Regions from separate parts of the Mus musculus genome. Here all the other regions are linked to region 1. The links are chromatin loops, found by intact Hi-C in ENCODE. Cell type or tissue: left cerebral cortex. All regions are shown on one strand.

Evidence for each region. A loop is a pair of places that touch in the nucleus more often than their neighbours do. Peaks named below come from ENCODE experiments on the same cell type or tissue, not always from the same donor. Only the 100,000 strongest peaks of a DNase experiment are listed, where the experiment ranks them.
Region 2: a loop joins it to region 1, with 11 times the contacts of the local background. A loop is called at or near these places in 21 of 42 quality-filtered maps.
Region 3: a loop joins it to region 1, with 7 times the contacts of the local background. A loop is called at or near these places in 37 of 42 quality-filtered maps.

What each region holds. Positions count from the first base shown.
Region 1 is chr10:69,658,997-69,666,996 of GRCm38, reverse strand. The region is part of intron 1 of Ank3 (ankyrin 3, epithelial); the gene reads right to left. Among named protein-coding and RNA genes, the nearest start is that of Gm33464, 100 kb to the right of the region's middle. In left cerebral cortex, CTCF peaks have their summits at 106 and 4,474 (motif pointing left); DNase peaks (open chromatin) are centred at 1,171, 4,455 and 7,010; H3K27ac peaks cover 694 bases.
Region 2 is chr10:69,789,685-69,797,684 of GRCm38, reverse strand. The region is part of intron 1 of Ank3 (ankyrin 3, epithelial); the gene reads right to left. Among named protein-coding and RNA genes, the nearest start is that of Gm33416, 73 kb to the left of the region's middle. In left cerebral cortex, a CTCF peak has its summit at 4,358 (motif pointing right); DNase peaks (open chromatin) are centred at 1,179, 4,410 and 5,087; H3K4me3 peaks cover 446 bases; H3K27ac peaks cover 2,807 bases.
Region 3 is chr10:69,841,499-69,849,498 of GRCm38, reverse strand. All of the region lies in intron 7 of Ank3 (ankyrin 3, epithelial), which reads right to left. Among named protein-coding and RNA genes, the nearest start is that of Gm33416, 21 kb to the left of the region's middle. In left cerebral cortex, a CTCF peak has its summit at 3,577 (motif pointing right); DNase peaks (open chromatin) are centred at 3,576, 4,689 and 4,991; H3K27ac peaks cover 2,682 bases.

The sequences.
Region 1 (8,000 bases):
AGAACTCTGATTTGAGGATGTATGGGACAGGCAGTGTTTCCTCCTCACACTCTCTGGGAAGAGCACATTGAGGTAGGCAGGAAAGTGATGTTGGCCTCCTGGTGGACATCTGGACCCATAGCTCCTCTGACATCAAGTTCCCCTTTCTTGCCGTGATCAGCCTTTGATGAAGATGCAGGCTGGGCTTCTGTGACCTCTCTGGAAGAGCCTCAGCCATCTAAAACAGTGTACCCCTTTCCCCAGCGGCTTTACTTGCTCTACTATCCAGACAAATATGGTTAATTAAATTACCTTTCATGTAGTAAGTCTAGACAGTGACAGCTTCACAGTCATTTATGGAGACCCTCAACACTCTGTTTGTAGGGCTGGGGAGATAGCCTATTCAATAGAATGCTTGCCACACAAGAACAGGTTGCTGAATTTAGGTCTTCAACACTGCTTTAAAGAAAAGGGGGTGGGGGTGTTGGGTAGACAGCAATAATGTCCATGAGAAGTCAGGACAGGAGGATCTCTGGGGCTCGCTGAGCAGCCAGCCTAGCTTATCCATGGTCTCAAGGTCAGGCGAGATGCCTTTTCTCAAAACTAAGGTGGGGAGCAATTGAAGAAGACACCAAGCATCAAACTGCAGGCACACAGCTCCCACACATACATGCATAGGCATAAAAATGTGCACATTGATTCAACACATACACACAGACATGTGCATCTTCATATAACACACATGTACACAATCCACCAATCAAAATGAAACACTGTTTGGGCCATCACTGGATTAGAGAAGCACACCAAAAAGCAAGGGGCAAGCCATGGGGTCATCCAGAACACAGCCAAGCACAGAACAGTCCAACAAACAGGCTGGAGAGATGGCTCAGTGGTTAAACGTATTGAGCATGAGTTCAATTCCCAGCACCTACATGGCAGCTTACAACTATCTGTATCTCCAGTTCTAGGGTCTCTGACACCTTTACACAGACAAACATGCAGACAAAACCCCAGTGTACATTTAAAAAAAAAAAAGCCATTGCTAGACTCTAAGATTATTGTCAGCAGGGCATACAGCTAGCTCTTAAACTTCTAGTGTGTAGCATTTTGCTTTTGTGCTAAGTAAGCTGTAAAAGGCTGTTTAGCTAAGACACGCCAACATAAGCTATTCCCTGTGCTGTTGAGAGTGCCTTCGCGGCTCCCTCTCACTTGGACACCATTTCCTCAAGTCTCACAGTAAGAAAAATGATCACCCAGAGAGCAATGTCTTACAACCCCACAAGACCCCAAACCACCATGGCTACTGAAGTGATCTAAGACTCCATACAGAATGCTGAATTGTTATGTCAACTTGCCACAGCCTATAATCATAAGAAAAGAGAGTCTCTATTGAGGAATTATCTAGATCAGGTTGGCCTGGGGGCATGTCTGTGGGAGACTATCTCCGTTACTAATTGATGTGAGAAGTCTTGGTCCATTGTCACCAGCTCCATTTTGTTAGCAGGAGTTCTTGAATGAGGGAGAAAAGCTAAAACCAAGAGATAGGAGACAGCTAGGACTGAGTGAGAGCCTTCTCCCTGGTCTCCCTGTGCTAGCTGCCTCTGTTTCCTGCCTTGACATCATTACAATTTTCTGACCAATGCATCTGCCTAGCATCCTTGCTGATGTCTTGCAAATTAGGTTCACAATACCCGCCTAAGGACTCATGTCCAAGGCTGGTCCCATCCTATGTCACCATTAAGAGACTGGGGGGAAGTTGTGGGAAGGGTGTCACTACTGTATTGGAAGCCTGCCCCTGAAAGGAACTGCGGGGTCCAGGTCTCTCCCTCTTTTTAATTTTGCTTTCTAGTCATCAGGCAGCAAGCCAGGACACTAACCCAGACCCTTTTTACACTCTTACTTCCTGACACCCGGATCTTCCTTTTCCCAGGCTTCCTAGCAACAGGGCCACCTGAGCCGGGACTGAAATCTCTGAAGCTATAAACCATCATGAACCACTTTGCTTTTTAAGTTAGTTATCCAAGCCAGGTGTGGTGGCGCACGCCTTTAATCCCAGCACTTGGGAGGCAGAGGCAGGCGATTTTCCAAGTTTGAGGCCAGCCTGGTCTACAAAGTGAGTTCCAGGACAGCCAGGGCTACACAGAGAAACCCTGTCTCAAAAAACAAAAACAAACAAACAAACAAATAAACAAAAAGTTATCTAAGTTATTTGACCATATCAGATCGACTTTTTGTAACAAAATGGCTTGGTTTTTTGTTTTTGTTTTTTTTAAAGAGAAACTTCATATGATTTATAGAATTTTTTTTTTAATCTGCACAGAAGTACCACTTATTCTGTGTGGGGTAAATTTTTTTTTTTACCCCTTATTGCTATCAAGTAAGACATTTTCCTTTGAGGTAAATAAAATTTGGGGCTAGGGACTTGATCCTCATGCATGCCAGGAAAGCACTGTGTCCACCGACCCACATACCTGACCCCATAAGTAGGGTAAATTTAGGGGTGAAAAGAAGATGACCAGTCAAGGCTTCGGAATAGTGGAGCACTGACTTGGGGAGACAGTTCCTGGCTTCCATGTTGGCTTAATTTCCTTTTAACCCTCTTCCTCTTCTTCCTCCTCCTCAGACTTATTTTAACATGTGTCAGTGAGTGTGTTTGTCTGCCAACGGAAGTCAGAAGAAGGAAATTGGGTCCCTGGAGCTGGAGTTACAGGTAGCAGTTAGTTATCTAACATGGGCGCTAGGAACCCAAGTCTGGTCCTTTCGAAGAGCAGCCAACACCCTTAGTGGCCGAGTCAGCTCACCAGCCTGTTCGGTTAGAAATCACTCAGCCTGTCATAGCTCAGGTGCTTTCTCTATAAATCAAAACCAGCTACAACTGCATGCCCTATGTCCATCACATGAGGGCTGTGGGTTCAAGTAAGATAGTAGATGTGAAGTTTCTTTGCAGAATAAGAAGAGGTCTGTGTGCAAGCATGCTATCAGCAGCATTATTTAAATTTATCACTTCTGCATTAAAACATGGTATGAAGTATATCTTGAAAATACTGTGATGACCTCAATTTTCTTTTATTAATTAAATTTCACTTTATGTGAATGCATGTTTGCTTGCGCGCACATGTGTGTGTGTGTGTGTGTGTGTGTGTGTGTGTGTGTAGCATTTGAATGTCTATCGCCCTCAGAGGTCAGAGGTGGGTGCTAGATCCCATGAAAATGGACTCAGGTGATTGTAAGCTGCCATGTAAGTGCTAGGAATTAAACCCAGGTCCTCAGGAAAAGCCATAAGTGTTCCTAACCTCTGAGTCACCTCTCTAGCCCACCCTTACACTTCATGACAAGACAAAATGGATTTACTTTTATTTATGAATATTTGTCCTGATTTCAGCACCACAAAAATTGGATAATTGAAACATGAATCAGATTTTCATGTACATATGAAAGCCTGTATAATAGCCTATATGTGATATATGTATATACAGTATGTACCTTGTATATACAGTATGAGAGCAACTGTCTAATGACAGTACTGTTGGACACAGTATGTAGTCAACCTTTGAGCAGTGCACATGAACTCCCTAGTCAGGGAGTATCGTGAATACAAACAAAGGAAAAATGTATAATGCTATCAAATTCCATATTGTGTTTAGTTCTTGTTTCTTTTTAATGCTTTACATTTTAAAAAAGTCCTTAATCTTTTTTTTTTTTTTTTTTTTTTTTTGCAGTCCAGTCATTATCCCCTTCCAGGTCTGCCCTCTGACAGTCCCCCCACACTTGCCTCAAAACCTCTCCCCCAACCCCCCAACCCCTGTTCCAAGAGTATCTCCCCACACACCCACACCCATCCCACACCCTGCCAGGCCTCCCCACTCCCTGAGGCCGCAAATTTCTCGAGGGTTAGGTGCATTTTCTCTCACTGAGGCCTAACCAGTCAGTCCTCTGCTGTATATGTGGCCTCGGACCTGCTAGTTTATGGTGTCTGGTTGGTGGCTCAGTGTCTGAGAGATCTCGGGAGTCCAGATTAGTTGAGACTGTTGGTCTTCCTATAGGGTCACCCTCCTCAGCTTCTTCCAGCTTTTCCCCCAATTCAACCACAGGGGTCCCCGCTTCTGTCCATTGGTTGGGTGCTAGTATCTGTATTTGTCTCTGTCTGTGTTTATTTCTTTTTTGTTTTGTTTTGTTTTTGTTTTTGTTTTTTGGGTTTTTGAGACAGGGTTTCTCTGTGTAGCCCTGGCTGTCCTGGAACTCACTCTGTAGACCAGGCTGGCCTGGAACTCAGAAATCCACCTGCCTTTGCCTCCCAAGTGCTGGGATCAAAGACGTGCGCCACCACTGCCCGCTCTGTGTTTGTTTCTTAAGAGCTCGGATTCAGTTTACCCTCAATCTCTAGATCAGGAAACAATCTCTTCCAGAGGAGAAGGAGTGCCACATTCTTTGGAAAGCCTCCTCAGATCAGTTGCTGGCTTTCCTGCACTGCCCCCTTGTGGAACAGTTGAGCAAAACAGCCAGACTCATAATGCAACCTGGGACTGTGTCCAGCCTGAGACAAAGCCTTAGATGCCCCTAGTACAGCTCCAACCTTTACAAAAAAGCTCCAGTGGAAAGGATTCAGAATTCATCCGCCTGCAACGACTCTGGCAGAGCGTTCTCCACCTCCAGAAGTCACTAGTGTTCCAGCTTTGATTCGTGCAAACATGCGTTCCAGGTGAACCTCTGTTCTTTTCGGGGCATGTTTACTTTAAAACAGCATTGAGTGTAAAGCTCCCCCCAAAGAAACCAAAGCATCTGAGAGATTCGTAGGTCACCAGCGGCACCTATTCCTTTCTCGGCGGGAGGAGGGACCCCTTGTCTGCTCCCATCATATGGACCAGCAGAGGCGCAGGGTTCATTGCTCACACCCATGTGTGTCTTGGTTGCTAACTGATATAGGCAAGCTTTGGGGGGAAATGTCGTCCCTAGGCAGGTGCTATGGGGCTGAATGAGAGAGTTAATAATGAATGCTTGAGCAAGTAAGCTAGCAAGCAGGGTTCCTCACAGTTTCTGCCCTCACTTCGAGACGGACTCTGAGCTGGAAGCGTCAGCCTAAGTTTCCTCTTCTGATCACGGGGTTTGTCACAGGCACAGCAAGAAAATGTGAACAGCTGCTAAGATTAAAAAAAAAAGGTTTATTTATTTATTTATTTATTTATTTATTTATTTATTTATTGTATTTATATGAGTACACTGTCACTGTCCTCAGATGCACCAGAAGAGGGCATCAGATCCCATTACAGATGGTTGTGAGCCACCACGTGGTTGCTGGGAATGGAACTCAGGTCCTCTGGAAGAGCAGTCAGTGCTCTTAACCACTGAGCCCCAGGTTCTAAGACTTTTAAAGACAATTGAAGATAAAAGAAATTCCATGGGCTGGTGAGATGGCTCAGTGGGTAAGAGCACCCGACTGCTCTTCCGAAGGTCCAGAGTTCAAATCCCAGCAACCACATGGTGGCTCACAACCATCCGTAACAAGATCTGACTCCCTCTTCTGGTGTGTCTGAAGACAGCTACAGTGTACTTACATATAATAATAAATAAATCTTTAAAAAAAAAAAAAAAGAAATTCCATGCCAGACAGATGATTTCCAGATAGGTCTCTTAGTCGGTAGACGACCTTGTCACTTGATAGCAGCCCTGGGTGCACATGGATCTATGTCTTTGATAACTCCTATTTTTGATGTTGCATCAAGTCCAATCAGACTGTGCAACCACTGTGGTGAATAAAGAATTATCTTGCTACCTTGCTACCGGTCTCAGCTCCATCCAGACAGTTGCAGCCGCACTGGGGGGCAGAATACCCAGCATGCACCACCGTCAGCTGAATCCCTCTCCTGTGACAGACTTTGTACAGTTTTCTTTCCCTCCCCTGAACACTTTCTGGCCTATAAAACCTCTGTTTCACGGAACCAAAGCCACCCTAAAGCACACATGCTGTCAGAATTCACTAATATTGTATGCACGTGGCTAGACGCCAACACAATCCCAATTTGTGTTAGTATCAGTAGATGTCCCCAAAAGGAGTCAGATTCCCCGGGAATCTGGCATTGGCCTGATAACCAATGGCGATTGAGTGCCGTGTTTTAAGAAACAATTGAAACCGGAAACCCACCTGGCAGTGGTGGGCAGGGCACTGACTGGGATGGCATGAGCCAACTGAGTTCTTTAAAGACAGACAAGAGATGACATTCGGGATGTCCTCATTTAGCTAAAGAGTTGCTTGCCAGGCTGGTGAGATGGCTCAGTGGGTAAGAGCACCCGACTGCTCTTCCGAAGGTCCAGAGTTCAAATCCCAGCAACCACATGGTGGCTCACAACCATCCGTAACGAGATCTGACTCCCTCTTCTGGAGTGTCTGAAGACAGCTACAATGTACTTACATATAATAAATAAATAAATCTTTAAAAAAAAAAGATTAAAAAAAAAAAAGAGTTGCTTGCCCAAGGAACTGGAATTGTTGCACAGGGGAGGAGGGGTCGGGGACAGATGCTTCAGGGATCTCGAACTCAAATTTGATAGGAAGGTATCTAGTCTTGCCCTAAGGATAGGCTCAACAACTGCTCTTGCATAAAATAGTGTGGCTTGGTACTCCCACAAAATGCATGTGACTGTCTAGGGCTGGGGTTCTCAACCTGTGGGTTATGACCCTTCTGTCAAACGTCTATCTCCAAAAGTATTTATATTATGATTCATAACAGTAGCAGAATTACTGTTATGAAGTAGCGACAAATACAATGTTACAGTTGGGGGATCACCACAACACGAGGAAGTATACTAAAGGGTTGTGGCATTAGGAAGGTTGAGAACCAATGGTCTAGGGAGTCACTCTTGCCAGCTGTTTGCATGTATTTCAAGGATAAGGTGCACGGCTTAGGCTGAAATTCACTCCGCCAATAGAATCTGCAGTACCACATCCCAATTAAATCCTCCAAAGACAGTTCTTGCAGCGCCAACATCTGGTACCCTAGTTCTTGAGCTAAAGCTATAAAGGGCCTTATTTAAAATGTAGGGGGGTGTAAGGAACATGGAAATGTTAACCCACAAACCATTTTGAGCTGTGAAGAACCTCATGATAATGGCTAACTGGATGTTAAATGTGAGAAAAGGTGGGGGGGAATTGAGTCCAAACCCCCAAATGGTTTCTGTATAAGACAGAGTGAGAGACCGGGACAAGCCTCCATGGCATCTCAGGTGGCTGGCAGTAAACACACCAGGAAGGAAGATGGAGCTCTCTGCAGTGCAGAAGCTGGAGAAATGCAGGCAAGCTGAGAGTCTTAATGCCCCAGGCCACCAGACCTCATCATTTGCTGCTATAAACAAGCAAGAACCAAGAGTAAGAGGCATACAAGTTTTAGGCTGGGAGAAAAATCACGTCAGCTATTGGGCAAAAGGAACGTGTCTTTGAAGATCCCTGGGACAACAGGAGTGGGCTTTGCAGCCTTTTCAGAAGCCCCCCCCCCCCCCAGGATCTCTAGGTTGTAGGAGGCACCCTGATTGCCCTAATGAACGTGTGGCTTTTCCTATTGTGAGATTCCCATACACACAGAGACCAATGAGACTTGAAAATGGTAGAATGATTCTGTTATGCAAATGGGAGAAAACAGACTGGTTTTTGTTTGTTGTGGTTTGGTTTGGTTTTGGAGAACTTTTATTTGTAGTCCTTTAGCAATGGCACCAGGTACTATGGAGGCCCCGGTGCGCCTCAGGGATATCATCCAGTCTGGGGATAAAAGCAAATTCTAGACAAAGCTGGTCCTCTATGTAGGCATGGTGCCTCACGTTTGCAATCCCAGAACTTGGGTGACAGAGGCAGGAGGATTGCTGTAAGTTCCAGGCCAGTCTAGGCTAAGGTTGATACCCTGTTTCAAAACCAAACAAAGTGAAGAAAGACAAAGCAAAACAAGATTCAGAAATATACAAAGATGTTGCCTGCAGAGACACTCAGTGGGTAAAGTGCTTGCTGCCTGGCAGGAGGACACAAGTTGGATTCC
Region 2 (8,000 bases), 130 kb before region 1:
CAAAAATTATATCAGACATTAAGGATAGGGGCCTTTTCTGACAGTGCCAAACTTTATTGATGAGTAAAGTAACAGATGTATAAATTGTTTTCATCCAAGAGAAGCCTTACAGAGTAGAGCAGCCTGCTTAGGAAAACTTCCAAAGTCATTTACAGCTCTGAAACATAGGCAAAACCATGTTGCAGAAGTGTTCACGAATGTGGACTAATGCTTACTTAGAATGTGATGTCCTTTATCAAAGACAAGTTGAGTGCCTTGAGACTCTGTCCTTCTGCGACCAAGGCTTTGGGGTCAGGTGAGGACCAGCACCCCTTGCTAATCACATCAAACAAAGAATGTTGCATATAATCTTACATGATATAGCCTGTGACCTTACAACCTTAACACTGGGGAGATTTGATGCTTGGAAATTCAAGACTGGCTTGGGTTAAAGGCCCAAGACTCAAAAGAATAAAGATAACACCAAAATTAAATGGTTATTTACTCCCCCTAACAACACTGGAGCTGAATCACACACTGGAACACAAGCGGACACAGTGACCATTCAGAGTCTCCAGAGGCTGGAGTGTAAAGCATGGTGTGATATTTTCCAGATCTTCCCCCTCCAGTGGTCTTGACTTCCACTAAGTCCAAAAGAATGCCAAGAACTGCACAATCTCAAACAATGTCACACAAGTGAGGCATTCATGCTACAACATGCTGCCTGCTAATAAAGCTCTGGTCTTCCAGTGCCTTGTTGGCCTTTCTAGTTGCTGCCCAACTCAAGGGGCGTTTACCTGTAGGTAGGACAATTCTTTGTAAGCCATGGGTTTGGAAGTGGGGTACAGGTCTTCAATACAAGAGAACTTTTAAAGCATTGTCACATGGCAAGCGCTTAATGGAACCTTGAATGATTCGAGCTGCTTTTGCTCTGTTTAATTGCTATCTAGTAACTGGAAGCATGCCAGCACTTTCTACCCGTCAATCAGTCAGAGGAGGAAGGGAAGGAAGTGGGTAGTTACTTAATGAGTGTGGGCAATGCTACCGAAGGCTATCTATGTGAGCAATCATCTTTGTCAGGCCAGCTCATATCCAAAGCTGCATCGGTGCATTTCCTGTGACAGCCAAACGGCTGCCTGTCTGCTAGGATTCTGCCTGGAAGGAACTTCAGTTCTTCCCTAAAATGAGGTCACTGTCCCCTAACACGTTAGGCATGGCTACTGTCTTCGCACTGGGACTTCAGCCAGGCTGGCCCTGCTGTTGTACATTTCCAACATGCTGAGCATCTGTGCAGAGGGCCTCCTCTCAAACTGAATGCAAAACAACAACATCCCACTGTTATCTTTAAACCTGGGAGGCAGGGGGGGGTGGGGAGGAGCTCTGAAGCACACAAGGCACAGGTATGGGTCTTTGTTTTTGTTTTTGCGAAGATGGTGTTTTGAAGAGACTGCCCATGCTACATTCTGATAAACCCCAACTGTCCTCTGTCTATGATGATGGTTTACCTCCGAGGGAAGAGCCAGTGTCTTAGCCCCAAGGGGCTTCGTGCCTCGCTCAGTATGCTGACCCCTGAGCTTTTAACTGGAGCCAGATTAGAAATAAAAATATAGACACCGTTTTAATTTTTTACCATTGGGTAAGTTGGTGGGAATTGGGGTCGGTGGGTAAAGGGTGAGTTATTTTCCAAGGTTTTCCAACATAAAATTGACACTGGCTACAGAACAGGATGCAAATTGATCTTAATGCTTCTGAGGCATCAAGGAGCCAAGTTTCAGCCTAAGCAGGAAGGCTCCGTTCTGTAATCACAGCTCTTGGGAGACTGAGGTCGGAGGAACACCCCAGGTCAAGGTCAGGTCAAGGTCAGGACTACATAGTAAGACCATGTCTCAAAACCAACAAATACCATCACCACCACCCTCCCACACACACCTGGTTTGCTTTCTTATCAAAGGATAGAATACATGAAAGGAAGAGTTGTGACTTCTTAACCCTACAAGGTCAATGCAAGAGCATTTTGCTTTGATTTATGCTAGTGGAATTTCAAACCATTTTGACTTAGAACTTCAGTTGTCCTTATAATATGGAGGCTATAAGATGCTGCAGAGGCTTTGGGAACCATCGTCTTTATGCTACCAGGACACTGAAGTAACATTTAGGAATTGATACAATGATGTGATCAGATGACCTGATACCTCCAGGATGCAGACACCACTCCTATGACTAATGGTGAGTTGTGACTGTTCCAATTTATCAAAGACTGTAACAACGTTAATTAAGTTCTGCTGTGGCTAGGATAGTGTGAAAATAGGTGTGGTTACTCATTTAAAGTATTTATGAACCTTAACCTTAACAGGAAGCACTCACGTTATTCTATTCTAGGGTATCTTTGTACAGGACAAGCTTGTCTGTACTTGTATAAAGGCAAAGCCATACAAAAGGATACACTAATCTTAAATCTTACACTAAATCTTTGATCATTCTAATATGTAACCAATTGTATCAATAGCCTAAAAAGTAACCACAGGCATAGAAATTATTTTTAAGAACTATAATTGGCAGATATATTTATTACCAGTCTGAAACTTCTGCTGCACTTGGGCATGGTTTAGCTCTGGGAACAAAGAGACACAAGAGAAGTGCTAACTCACACAGTGGAAGAAACGACTTCCACAGTCTTGTCAGAGCTCGGGAGCCTTGGGCTGTGAACAGTGCTGGTTTCTTACTTTCCTGTTGCTGTGATAAGATACCCAGATAAAAGCAACGTTAAGGGACAAAGGGTTCACTTTGGCTTACAGTTTAAAGGTTCAGTCCATTAATGGTGGGCATCTTGGTTAACTCTGTCTACTTAATACAACCCAGAATTACCTAAGAAGGGAATCTCAATTAGAGAACTGCCTAGCTCAGATTGGGCTACGGGTTAGATTGGTCTTTGGGGGACTGTCTTGATTGTTGAGGTTGGAGGGTCCACTGTGGGTGGTAAAAGCCCTAGGCAAGTGGTGCTGAACCATATAAGAAAGCTAGATGAGAATAAAACAGCCTGTGGGTCAGCAGGCAGCATCCTTCAGGGATGCTGTACTTTCCTCCATCAGAGGTAAGATGTGTGAATAGCAAACAGGGCTGCCACCATGTTCCTGCCTTGACTTCCCTCAATGGTGGTCAGAAACCTGGAATGTCAAGGTGGAATAAATCCTTTTCTCTCTTAAGTTTTTGTTTGCTTGTTCGTTAGTTTTGTTTTGGGATGAAACTAGAACCCTGGGGACATGGCAATGAACTAGAGACATCTAGCCACACTGTATCCACTATCAGAAGACAGAAGGAGATGGGTTTTAGTGCCTACCCAGCTCACTCTCTGTTTTATTCAGCCCAGGACTACAGCCTATGTGATGGTGCCTCCCATAGTTAAGGTGGCTCTTCCCATCTTAATTAACCTGTTCTAGATAGCTCCTTTATAGCCACTCCCAGAGGCGTGTCTCCTGGCTGATCCCAGATTCCTCCAGTTGACAGTCAATGTTAATGATTGCAGGCAGAGAATTTCCTTATCTGAACACATAAATTCAAGGAAACTCAGTCCTTTTGGTGACCACATTTCTTTCAGGGACTTTTCTTTTTCCAAAGGGGAACGCAATGTGGACTGGAAGAAGACAGCAGGTAACATTGATAATAGTCTATATTTGAGGTATCATATACAGTCTATATATGAAAGGGGTCCCCAGTATTAATGCGAGACCCAAATCCTTTCCTGTCTGTTGGGAAGAATGGTAGACTCATGGGACCGTAACCTTTCTCATGGCCAGTCATTCCCTGCTTAGTTCTGGTCACGGTTATCATCTGGTTCCTTTGCTTCTGGTTTCCCTCACATGATCATGTCCTGTTTGCCTGTGACTTAGAGGAAGCCTGCAAAGTATTGGATACCAAGGAATGTGGCTGTCTGGAGCAACCATCCCCCAAGGAACATTAGGTGTATATCATGAAGTCTTTATTTACAATGTGGTTAGGATACTAGGTCCTTATGTATCTGCCTTGACTCACTGCAATATTGTTTATTAAATAGTGAGTGTATTAAATATTAAATATTAGTGAGTATATTAAATATTGTTTATTAAATAGTGAGCGTAGAGCTTAAAACCAGTAGATTTGATACAATAGCGATTCAGTATCAGCCAGTAGCTTGTTGTTACAGAACAAAAATGTACGATCCTATTTTTTTTAAAGCACATTTTATTTCTTGAGGTAAGAAAAGGTCACCGTGCCTTGTCTTTTGTATGGTCAGAAAACTGAAGGAAAGAAAATTCGTTCAGAATGTCACTTGGGCTCCGTGGGGTTATGATTTGAGTATGAAATGTCCCCTGCGGGCGCCTATGCTTGAACACTTAGTCTCCAGCAGGTGGCACTGTGTTGTAAGGTCATGGAAGCTTTAGGGGGTGGAGTCACGTTGAAGGACGTGGGTCTCTCACTGGAGGACTGGCCTCACTTCTCCAGGCTGCCTCAGGACTGCAGAGGCACTGTCTGCAGCAAACCTCAGACCTAAGCTGCCTGCCTTTCCCACTAAGTTGCTTCTTGTCAAGTATTTAATCACAACAGCAGGGAAGTACCTGGCCAACGCGGATTTAATGCTTTTCTCTATCCTTCATGTTACAAGAAGACAATACTACATCACTACACTACAGTGTAAATTAGAACGACTTAGCTGAACTTTCCCGCCTGCACCCCTCCCATTTTCCTCCTCTCCCTGCACCCCCCATTTGGGCCCCTAATTTGGATGTGCTTTCCAAATTCCACTGATCCAACCTCCCTTTCCACAAAGGACAATCCATGTCACTTCATGTGGCTTAGAGAACACAAGTCCCTTATCTAAGTCTAAACAGGATTTACTCCTCACGCGGCAGTATGACAATGGTGGCAGACAGGTCTGTCTTTTAAAGAGAAAACGAAGTAGGAGAGTATCATGCAATCAAAACTTGGAGGTCTTTGTTAACAAGGCAAATATGACTTTATTCCATGGGATTAGCTAAACAAGAACAGCGGCTTTGAAAATACCCCTCTATGCTACTGGATGCTGCAGACACTCAGAATCTGCGCGGAAGCAACTTCCGGTGTTCCGTGTGGGGGATTACATAAATGCGTCGGCTGCTTGGGACTTTTCCATTTATTTAGCATAGTGTGAATCAAAACCAGGTTGAAAAGCTCAAGCCTCGGGATTCTTATTAAGTGGGAGCTCTTGACATGTGTCCTAAAATATTTAATCCAGGGACCAATTTAAACTTAGCAACTCAAAACAGCAACAGTGATAGGCTAAAACTGGGCTAGGTAGACAGAGGTAAAAAAAAAATTTACTTGAGTAGATGAACATTTTCTTGAGTTCTTTTTGACTTTGTTTCTGAGTGTGGTCAGGCTTAATATTGTGAACGAAAATACTGACTTGCACGCTTCCCAAATAACACTCTTTGTGGTAAGATCAGCCAGGAAATGACAGTTTGCTGGACTAGGATTCCTAGTTAGATAATTAAAGGCCTGGAGACCAAAGGCTGGGCGGAATTGAAGGGTGAGCCACACGGCACCAGAGGGAGGGAGGGGGAAATTAGCCGGTGAGATGAAGGCTTGAACTGATCATGCTAAACTCTGCACAACAGATGGTGCAGCTGGAGCTGTTGGTAAACGAAACCATTCCCCTTCCACGAGTCTACTGAGAGGAGACTCAATATGCCACAGTTCTTCCCAACCAATTTTTAATAATTCCATGGGTTGAAAAGGATAATTCAACACACACATCCAATGTCGGATGGTCAAATCAGGACGTCTATCCAACTTTTCATTTCCATGTCAAACCATGGTTACTAAGAAGGTTTTAGAAGTTTGTGCTAAAGACACAGTGAGGAAAGTGTGGTTCTGCTGCTGTCCCGGTGGTGGTGGGGATTGAACTCAGGACCCCTCCCAGCTAAGGAAAGCACTTGGCTCCTAGGTTACATCCACAGCCGTCAGTAAGTTCTCACTATATGATAATGTACTGATCAAGAACTATGATCACTGGATACAATGGATTCCAAGAAGAGGTAAGTGAAATGAGACAAGAGTCTGACAGAAACACAAAATGATTTGGGTATCTTAATTCATTCATCCTTCCCTTGGTTAAAATTTGCAAAGGAAACATTACCAGTTTTCCACTGAATACAGTAAAAAAAAAATTTTTTTTAAATGAGCAAATATGTATGGGATGATCAACAACTTTTTTAAGTCCAAGAAAAACATAACAAAGATAGCTTGCTCTGTGTGAGTGTGTGTGTGTGTGTTTGTTTTTTGGCTATACATTTAAGAGAAGACTTCAGCCTAGCCTCAAGGTGGTTTATCTTGGTTGTTGGAAAGGTTATTGAAAACTGCAGGTCTGAACGGTTACAAGGCAGTAGGTGTCTTTTGGGTTACTGTGGTTTTAACAATTGGATACGCTACAAAACGTACTGGGAGTGAAGACTAACATTCAGGAGCTGTACCCATGTGCAGACGAAAGAGCTGGTTCAGAGGTATCTATCGTGGACGGACAGCAAGTGCTAGGCTAATCCATCTTTGCTGGCTTAACCATTTCTGATTTTAGGCTCTGTACCCTTGATGCCTCTCTTCAAACCTGGCTCCTCAACTCACAAGTGACGTGATCTTACATGAGTGGGAATTCAAACCATAACAAACCCTCACTGTAAAAGTAAAAACAGCTGTAAGATTTAGCTCCCAGGACTGCTAATCTAAAGGGCCCGAACAAATGAAACAGCACAAAAGGACTCCCTGATTACCATGGCCATCCACTGTTACTTTAAAGTCGTCTCTTACAGCCTGCTTGCTAAGTTGTTTGGTTGGGACCATTAAAGTAAGTGGATATCACTGTCCACCCAGGGACCAAATCCATGAGCCTGACCTAATTTGCATAATGCTTCTTAGCAACTGAGCATAAAACCAGCCAAAGGCTGACCAGGCAATGTATCTACAGGCACGTCCCTTGAGGTTAGTTGTCTCAGGGGGCCCTGTCCATTCTCAACTATCATTTATAGTGCCCAGGAAAAAATAAAACCGGAAAAAATTAAATTAATTTATTTTCAAATAAGAAAAGCAACTTTATTACATGGAACCATCAGATGCATGTTATGGGAAAATATCAATTATATTTTTTCCTGAAATAAAGAAGGCAAAGACTGCTCTTACTTTTAGGGTATGCAAATGTCTTAAGGTCTGGCAGGAGAAGACAGTTGGATGCTTATATTCTATATGTATTGATGTGGCTGAAGTATGAGAGGGATACTGACCTCAAGCTGTTAATTCAAGTAGAAGGTGAGAGCCTTCCTCTTGAAAGGTCTTGGGGTCATCTGTGGGTTCTGAAACCACATTTTGAAAGTGGTGGGTTGGGCTGGAGAGATGGCTCAGCGGTTAAGAGCACTGACAGCTCTTCCAAAGGTCCTGAGTTCAATTCCCAGCAACCACATGGTAGCTCACAACCATATGTAATGGAATCCGATGCACTCTTCTGGTGTGTGTCTGAAGACAGCTACAGTGTACTCATATAAATATAAATAAATAAATATTTTAAAAAAAGAAAGAAAGAAAAGGAAAGTGGTGGGTCTACAGCACTTTCTCTATGACAGGCATTGTGATATCAGGTAGAACACCTACCTCATAAGAAAGCAGCCACCACAGCAAAGTGGGGAATTGAAGCTTCAACAGAGTCACTGTCTGTCCTAGTCAGGGTTTCTATTCCTGCACAAAACATCATGACCAAGAAGCAAGTTGGGGAGGAAAGGGTTTATTCAGCTTACACTTCAGGACTGGAACTCAAGCAGGTCAGGAAGCAGGAGCTGATGCAGAGGCCATGGAGGGATGCTGCTTACTGCCTTGCTTTCCCCTGCCTTGCTCAGTTTGATTTCTTATAGTACCCAAGACTACCAGCCCAGGGATGGCACTACCCTCAATGGGCCCTCCCCTCTTGATCACTAATTAAGAAAATGCCCCACAGCTGGAACTCATGGAGGCATTTCTTTAACTGA
Region 3 (8,000 bases), 180 kb before region 1:
TTTTGTTTGTTTGTTTGCAGTGCTGAGTACCTCATGGCTAATGAAGAGCTTGCTAAAGACTTAGCTGGAGGAGTGTCCTGGGACTCAGGGCTTTCCCAGGCTCAGCAGGAATCTTGGGTTGTAAATGAGAGACCCTACTCATTGAGGTGGAAGATTCCCAGACCCTTGCCTTGGCCTTTGGTGCTGGTGCCTACACATGTCTAAAAGCATCATTAGCAATCCCATTGCCCCTGCATTGACTGTTGCTTCTAAACCATCAGGGAAGCATAAGTAGACACTGAAAACAATCCCCGCTGTTGGCTTCACATTCCTGGGTGCTGAGATATGAGTTGATGTCTCATTGTTCACAATGATTCAGTGAGATCACATGTTAACCAGGCTCATGGCAATCATACATGCAGTTTCAGAGCCCATGCGATAGCTACGGGGTCCTGAACACTTCCTGCACATGAGGAACCGGACTGATCCCACTTGGCTTAGGTGGGGATGTGGACTCCCAGCCTTGCACTGTGCGAGGCAAGGGTGACTCCAGTCTCTGAACTCTTAGTACCTCAGTCAGTTTCCACGGGGCTTTACAACGTGCTCTGTGGGCCTTACAAACAGAAATGGCCGGCACAACTGGGATTTAATTTCTCCACATCTTTTATATTTTTATTTTCTCTTTTAAAAAATTGATTTTTTGACAATTTCAAGCACACACACACACACATGCACACACACCTACATGCACATGCATACACACATACACATGAACACACATTCACACACATATACACACATGTACACACATGCACACACTTGCACACACACATACATGTACATGCACATGTGCAGACTTACACATGTATTCACATACACACATACAGCACATACACATACATGCACACACATTTACACATACATGCACACACACATGAACACACACACATTTTCGTCACATCCATCATTTCTCCATCCTACTTCCAGTGAACCCTTCACTCTAACAAGGCCCCCTTCTTCCATGCCTTTTTTGGTGATACCTGTGTTCATTTAGGGTTTCTTGCATGAACTAACATGGCTGGAGGGTTATTTAAATGACGAACTTTAAACATATAGTTAAAAAAATTAGAATATCCTATAATAAAAAAGTTCTAAACATAAAGTTTGAGGGAAAACCTATAGCGAATTTCAGATCCTCCTTATCCAGGTTCACTAAATATCAGCCTTGGAGCTGGGCACAGACAGAGCCTGCTTTGCACAGTCAGGGCCCTGAGTTCAAGTCACAGCCCCTCCTCTACACCAATCAACCTTTGGCTTCTACCACACTGTATTCTCTTGCTGCAAGACCCAAGAAGAGAATGAGAATCTAATAAGTAGCTCAATTAAATCAACTTTAATGGAGAACGAGTCTTTTGAGATGGGGGCAGGCTAGGGAGAAAGACAGGGAGATGATATATATGTGGGGAGGGGGGGGAGAGGGAGAGGGGCAGGGGGAGGGGGAGAGGGAGAGAGAGAGAGAGAGAGAGAGAGAGAGAGAGAGAGAGAGAGAGAGAGAGAGAGAGAGAGAGAGATATGCTGGCAATGCTGTTATCAGAAATAAAGCAGTAGAAATAACACCCAGTGTCTAAGCCTCCACCTGTGCTCAAACTCTATGGCCCTTTCTGAGTGTCTGGGTTCATCTTGATGCTTCATTTGCTCCCAGATCCTTCACAAGCCTTTCACTCTGCAAAGCTCACCACTCTCTCTTCCATTTCCTCCATGCTTATTTCTTCACTGAAGAAATCCAATAGTTTACTCTCTAAAAATTTCCACCACATTTATCTGGCTGACTGCATTTTCACGGAGTGCTGTTTGACATGAACTTTGACCCGATATTGTTGGCAAATTGTTAATGCTTGAACTGAAAATTATTTTATTATTTGTCTCCTACCTATCTTTCTATCATCGTCATCTATCTATCTATGTATCATCTGTGTATCTATGCATCTATCTATCTATCTATCTATCTATCTATCTATCTATGTATCACCAATGTATCTATCTATGTATCTATCATCTATCTATGTATCATCTATATATTTATGTATTATGTATGTATCATCTATCTATATATCTATCAATCATCTATCTATGTATCAACTATGTATCTATCTATCTATCATCTATCTATCTATTATCTATATATGTATGTGTCTATCTTTTATCTATATATCTATGTATAATGTATATATCTATATATCTATGTATCTATCTATGTATGTATCTATGTATCTATCTATTTATCAATGTATCAACTATGTATCTATGTTTCTATGTATCTATGTATCATCTCTGTGTCATCTGTCTATATATGTTATCTATCTTTATGTGTACATGTATGTGTGCTTTTGTGTGCTTATGCCACATGTGTAAACAGATGCCCTTGGAGATCAGAAGGATGAATTGGATCCCTGGAGCTGGAGTTACAGTGGTTGTGAACCTCTCAGTGTGGTACCAAGAGCTAAACTTGATCCTTTCATAGATCAGCAAGCATGTGTGCATGTATGTGTGTCTATATGTGTTCCTGGTTCCTGTGTGTGCACATGTGTGTGTGTGTCTACATCTATATGTGCTCCTGATTCCTGTGTGTGCACATGTGTGTGTGTCTGCATCTATATGTGCTCCTGATCCCTGTGTGTGTACATGTATGTCTCTGCATCTGTGTGTATTCCTCCTGATATTTCTATGGCTTTTAAACAAAATTTTCTGTTTGTTTGCTTTGTCCTAATCTGACTTGTTTGTTTTTTGGTTTATCTTATTTTATTCTTCTTCTTCAGATTCCTGTTTTTTTTTTTTAAGGAGAGACAGAAAGAATGCCACCCTGGTCTACAAAGTGAGTTTCAGGACAGCCAGGGCTATACCCTGTCTCAAAAAACCAAAAAAAAAAAAAAAAAAAAAAAAAAAGAAAAGAAAAGAAAAGAAAAGAAAAGAAAAGAAAAAAAAATGTGGATCCAGGTAGTAGGGGAGGTGGGGAGGAACTGGGAGGAGCTGGGGTAAGGAAAACTATAATTAGAATACATTTTATAAAAAAGAATCTATTTTCAAAAAAGGAAAATAAGTGGGTAAAACTGATGCCTGTGTGTGTGTGTGTGCGAGCGTGTGCGTGTGCGTGTGCGTGTGTGTGTGTGTGTGTGTGTGATATCAATAATCCCAGGATATTGTACATGCCAGGCAAGCAATCTATTACTGATCTACATTCCCAGTCCCCAGATAAACATTCGATGCACAGAGTCAGACGGCAGAATCTTGTACTTTGCAGGCCACACACCCCCCGGGAGGTACCTGCTCACCTCTGCCTCACAAGATCCACAAGCAAGAATGGCTATTCTGTGGACAGTCACGTGCTGCTTTAGATCAGCCAGCTTCTGGCCGAAGACTTCAGCTGGGTGGACCGGATTGGGAACCCTGGGTGACAAGCTCAGGGTGGGCTTTACTGGGATTGACAACAGTGGGAGGCTAGCATGCCCTGGGGTGACTTGAGGTTTGATCTGTCTGTCTGAGTCCAACCAGCAGCACTATGTGAGCAAATCTAGTTCTTAGCCAGTAGGGGGAGCACTGAGCTAGGGAACAACCCAGGAAGCAGTTGAACTGAGCTCAGTGAGCCCAGGACTAAGGCCACTGCTTCCCTGCTATTATTGTTCCTTAAGGAAAGGGATTTCCCAGGGTTGAAGCCTTTATTAACCCTTGTCACACAGGCCGATTGATTGGCAGGGTGAAGACCTCCAGTATCTTCTTCCTCTGCTTTCGTCTGTAGTCTGTTCTCTCCCACAAAGCTGAGTTACATAGCCAATGGGGGCATGAAGCCTAACGCCTTGGACTTCCTATAGAGGAAGCCTCTATATTTCTAAAACTCTTAGAAAGTATTATAAAAGGAACTGAGGAGACAGCTCAGGTGGTAAAGTGTTTGCTATGTAAGCTGGGGGCACTGCCACATATGTATAATCCCGGCACTGGGGAGGCAGAGGCAGACAGACCTCTGGGCTTGCTGGCCAGATGGGCTAGCTGTCTTAGGGTTTTACTGCTGTGCACAGACACCATAATCAAGGCAAGTCTTATAATGACAGCATTTAATTGGAGCTGGCTTACAGGTCCAGAGGTTCAGTCCATTATCATCAAGGTGGGAGCATGGCAGCATCCAGGCAGGCATGGTGCAGGCAGAGCTGAGAGTTCTACATCTTCATCTGAAGACTGCTAGTGGAAGACTGACTTCAAGGCAGCTAGGATGAGGGTTTTAAGCCCTCTCCCACAATAACCTCACCTACTCCAACTAAGGCAACACCCACTCCAACAAGACCACACCTCCTAATAGTACAACTCCCTGGGCCAAGCATGTATAAACAAACCATCACACTAGCCTTATTTGCTATTCCTAGGTCTCAGTGAGAGACTCTGCCGCAAACAAATAAGGTGAACAGTTTCTGTGGGATGGCACTTGAGGTTGACCTCTGGCCTTGATATGCACAGTATGCATATACATTGCATGTACACATACATGAACATGCAATGAATGAGCACATGTGCACGTGTGCACATACAAATACAGCTTGCAGATCTAAGGCTCGGTTTTTATCCTTGCAACAATCCAATGGATGGTTCAAAAATAACTCCATCTGCTAAAATGAGACATAGAACTGTTGCCAATTAAGAACGTTTGCTGGTGGCAGGGTTGGAATCACAACTCCACCTGCAGACCCTCTTACACTGGTATTCTAGGATCAGAATACCTCTATCTAAAGACTCTGCTTCTCAAGTGTCAAATGACCTTCATACTGACAGGCACTGGGTCCCTTGTCATCCTTACCTCCCATAAGAGCTAGTTCTGAGAACTGGGAGCAAATCAAGACAGAAAGTGCTCCTGTGGAGGAATTGATGGGTATTTGCATATTGATTCTTCAGGTAAGGAGAAGGTCTCCTGCCTTCCCCTCGAACAGGGCCAGAACTGTGTTTCTATTGTGAAGCTGACAGCAGCACATCGAAAAAGGCGGATGATGTCAAGAGACTGAGAGCTTTGTTTCTCAGAGCCTGTGTTTCCTACTGGGATTGTGTCGGTTGGTACGAGCTTGCTGGGATTCAGGCTGGCATGAAGAGCCTTCAGTTCCACAACTGCAGATAGAAGGGAGGGTTTGGATGCCGTGGTGGAAAGGCCCCCAAATGTATAAGCCTCGAGGCCTGATAAACTCCTTACTAAAGCCTGGGCTAGCACGGAGGACCCGTGCCCCCGATCCAGGCAGAGTCTAGCTCAGAGTGACAAGCAGCGGCAGCCAACAGCATGAGAGAATTCTGCTGGACTGCTGGAGGAGAGAGAGAGAGAGAGAGAGAGAGAGAGAGAGAGAGAGAGAGAGAGAGAGAGGTTGGGAGGGAGGCAGAGAGATAGGTGAGAGGACTGACTGCAAGTGGGGTGTTTTTGAGTCTAGCAAAGTCTCCATCGGAGGAATCTAAAGACTGGGTAATGTGAAATCTCTGTTGGGTCCATCCCTGATGACCAGATGCTGGCTCTCACATACACTCAACCTCTGTGTCATCTCTCCAGCTCAGTGTTCAACATTCTTAGCAGGGAAAACTCAAACGGCTTTAAGACTCTATCTTATCCCGTTCAGAATGACCATCTTTGTTAAATGAATGGCAGGGCATGCTGGCGCGATGTGAGGAAAGAGGAACCCTTATATACTAGCTGGAGCGAGTGTAAGCTTGCCTACCAATTACGGAAATTGGTTTGGAGGTTTCTTAAAAACCGGAAACTAGAACTACCAAATGGTCCTGGTGCACCTGTCGGGATTGAGAACAGAGGACTGAAGTCAACACACTACAAGACACTTGTGTGTCCTGCGGGTATTGCATTCACAAAAGCCTTGTTGTAGAGTCTGCTAGGTGCTCATCAACAGATGCATAGCTACAGAAAATGAAGTGGTTGTATGCAATGACATTTTCCTGTCTGTGTCATATGTGCTTGTTCATCTTTGTGGATTCCAGAGTGTGCGCACATATGTGTGTGTGCATGTCCATGTGTTGTTCCTATCCTTTCTGCCTTGTTCTCCCCACAACCCCCACTGTGTGAGCTCACAGGCTACCTGTGAACTTCTGAGGCCTCTCCTGTTTCTCTCTCCCACCTCCCTGTAGCAGGCCTACAATGGAATTTTACACAGCAGTAAAGAAAAATAAAATCATTACAATTTCACAACAATGAATTTGACCTGCTAACCAAAAGACAGACAGACTCAGAGAGACAAATACCTCATGTTTTCCTGTGCTCAGAGCCAAAGTTTAAAAGTGTGTGCGTGTATGTGGATGTACATGGAGATCACAATACAGGTAGGGGATCCTCAAGGGGTGCAGGAGACCTTAATGGATGCAGAAAATTGAAATGGTTGTGGCACATGAACAATAAAGAAGAAGAAGTGAGAACTGAGAAGAGAGGAAACCAGCCTGAGTGGAGAGGATACATGGGAGGGGGTGGAGGGGAGCAAATGAAAACAGATATACTTTGTATAGAGCTTTAACAAATAATTAAAAGAGACTGGTGGAATTTCAGCCAAGAGAAGGAGTTCTCAAGAGAGCTTAATGAAATGCTTGGTAATATATATAGTATATATAGTATGTTATATAATACTTTATAGCATATTTATTATATATACATTATCTATATGCTGTATGTATTATGTTATATTTTATATATAGTATATATTTTCTATATCATATTATATATACTACATATATTATGATATATTTTATATATATTAAATATATATACACTATATACTAATATGATGTGGAAAATATATACTATATAAAATATATAATATAATATAATATATACCATATATACTATAACTGGGCAATATATTATATAGAATATATATAGTATGTAGTATATACTATATAATATATAGAATAAATAAAAATATATATTCTCAGAAATGAAAAATTATTTTGATTAGTCTCATAAGAGAACATCTTTAGAGCAAGGCAAAGAATCAGGGATGTTAAAAGATATGTCAGTTAATAAAATTTTCACAGTAAGATATAAAGAGAGAGAAATACCAGGAATGGCATCAGAAGATAAGAGTCAGATGCAAGGAATGGGTGAAGAATGGACCCAAAGCAATATAAGAAACAACACCACACAAACTCTAGGGGCAGACAGGTCACCAGCTGAACACCCAACCAACAAATCATATGCAGGACACAGTCGGATTTCTGGAGATGAAAATAAACTGTGAATCTCCAGAAAGCAAAAGAGACCACTTACTACTAACAGGCCTCAAAGAGGGAAACAGATACGGATATTCCCAAGACAGTAAGAATGTGGCTACTGTGCAGAAAATGAGACCTACATGAAGAACAGAGAGGCCTCTGGAGACGACAAGAATGAAGAGAAATATAAGAAATTGGTCACCACATAAAGTAGAAACAACCAGAATGACTGTGGGTTTCGTGGTGTACAGGAGAATGACACCACAAACTCAGGGAGTCCCAGGGAGGCCTCAGAGCTCTCCTGTCACAGGACTGTTGCATCCTATGTAAGGTGAGGGGACATTAGAAAGGACACCGAGAGACACATTCCCTAGGAAGTAAGTGACATGACTATATAATATATAAGACATAGAAGAGCAGGAGAAGTCCCTCAACATTTGTATTTGCACATATACGCCTTTTAAAAGGGCTACACACACACACACACACACACACATACACACACACACACACACACACACACGTCGGGCCAACAACTCACTTGTCATTCATGGGAGGGTTGTAGACATCTTATGTACCCTCATGTTTTCTAAAAATAACAGCCCTGGACATTGGCACAGGGCACAGTGGGAAAGTGGGTACTTTTCAGTACAACCAGACCTGTATCGTGCCAACACTGGGTCTCAGCTCACACCGGTGGTCTGTGTTCACCGGTGACTGTGACAGGCCTGTGTCAGCTTTACCTGCTCAGCAGCAACCCTCGCATCTGAGCTTTGAAATCCCCTGCCCTT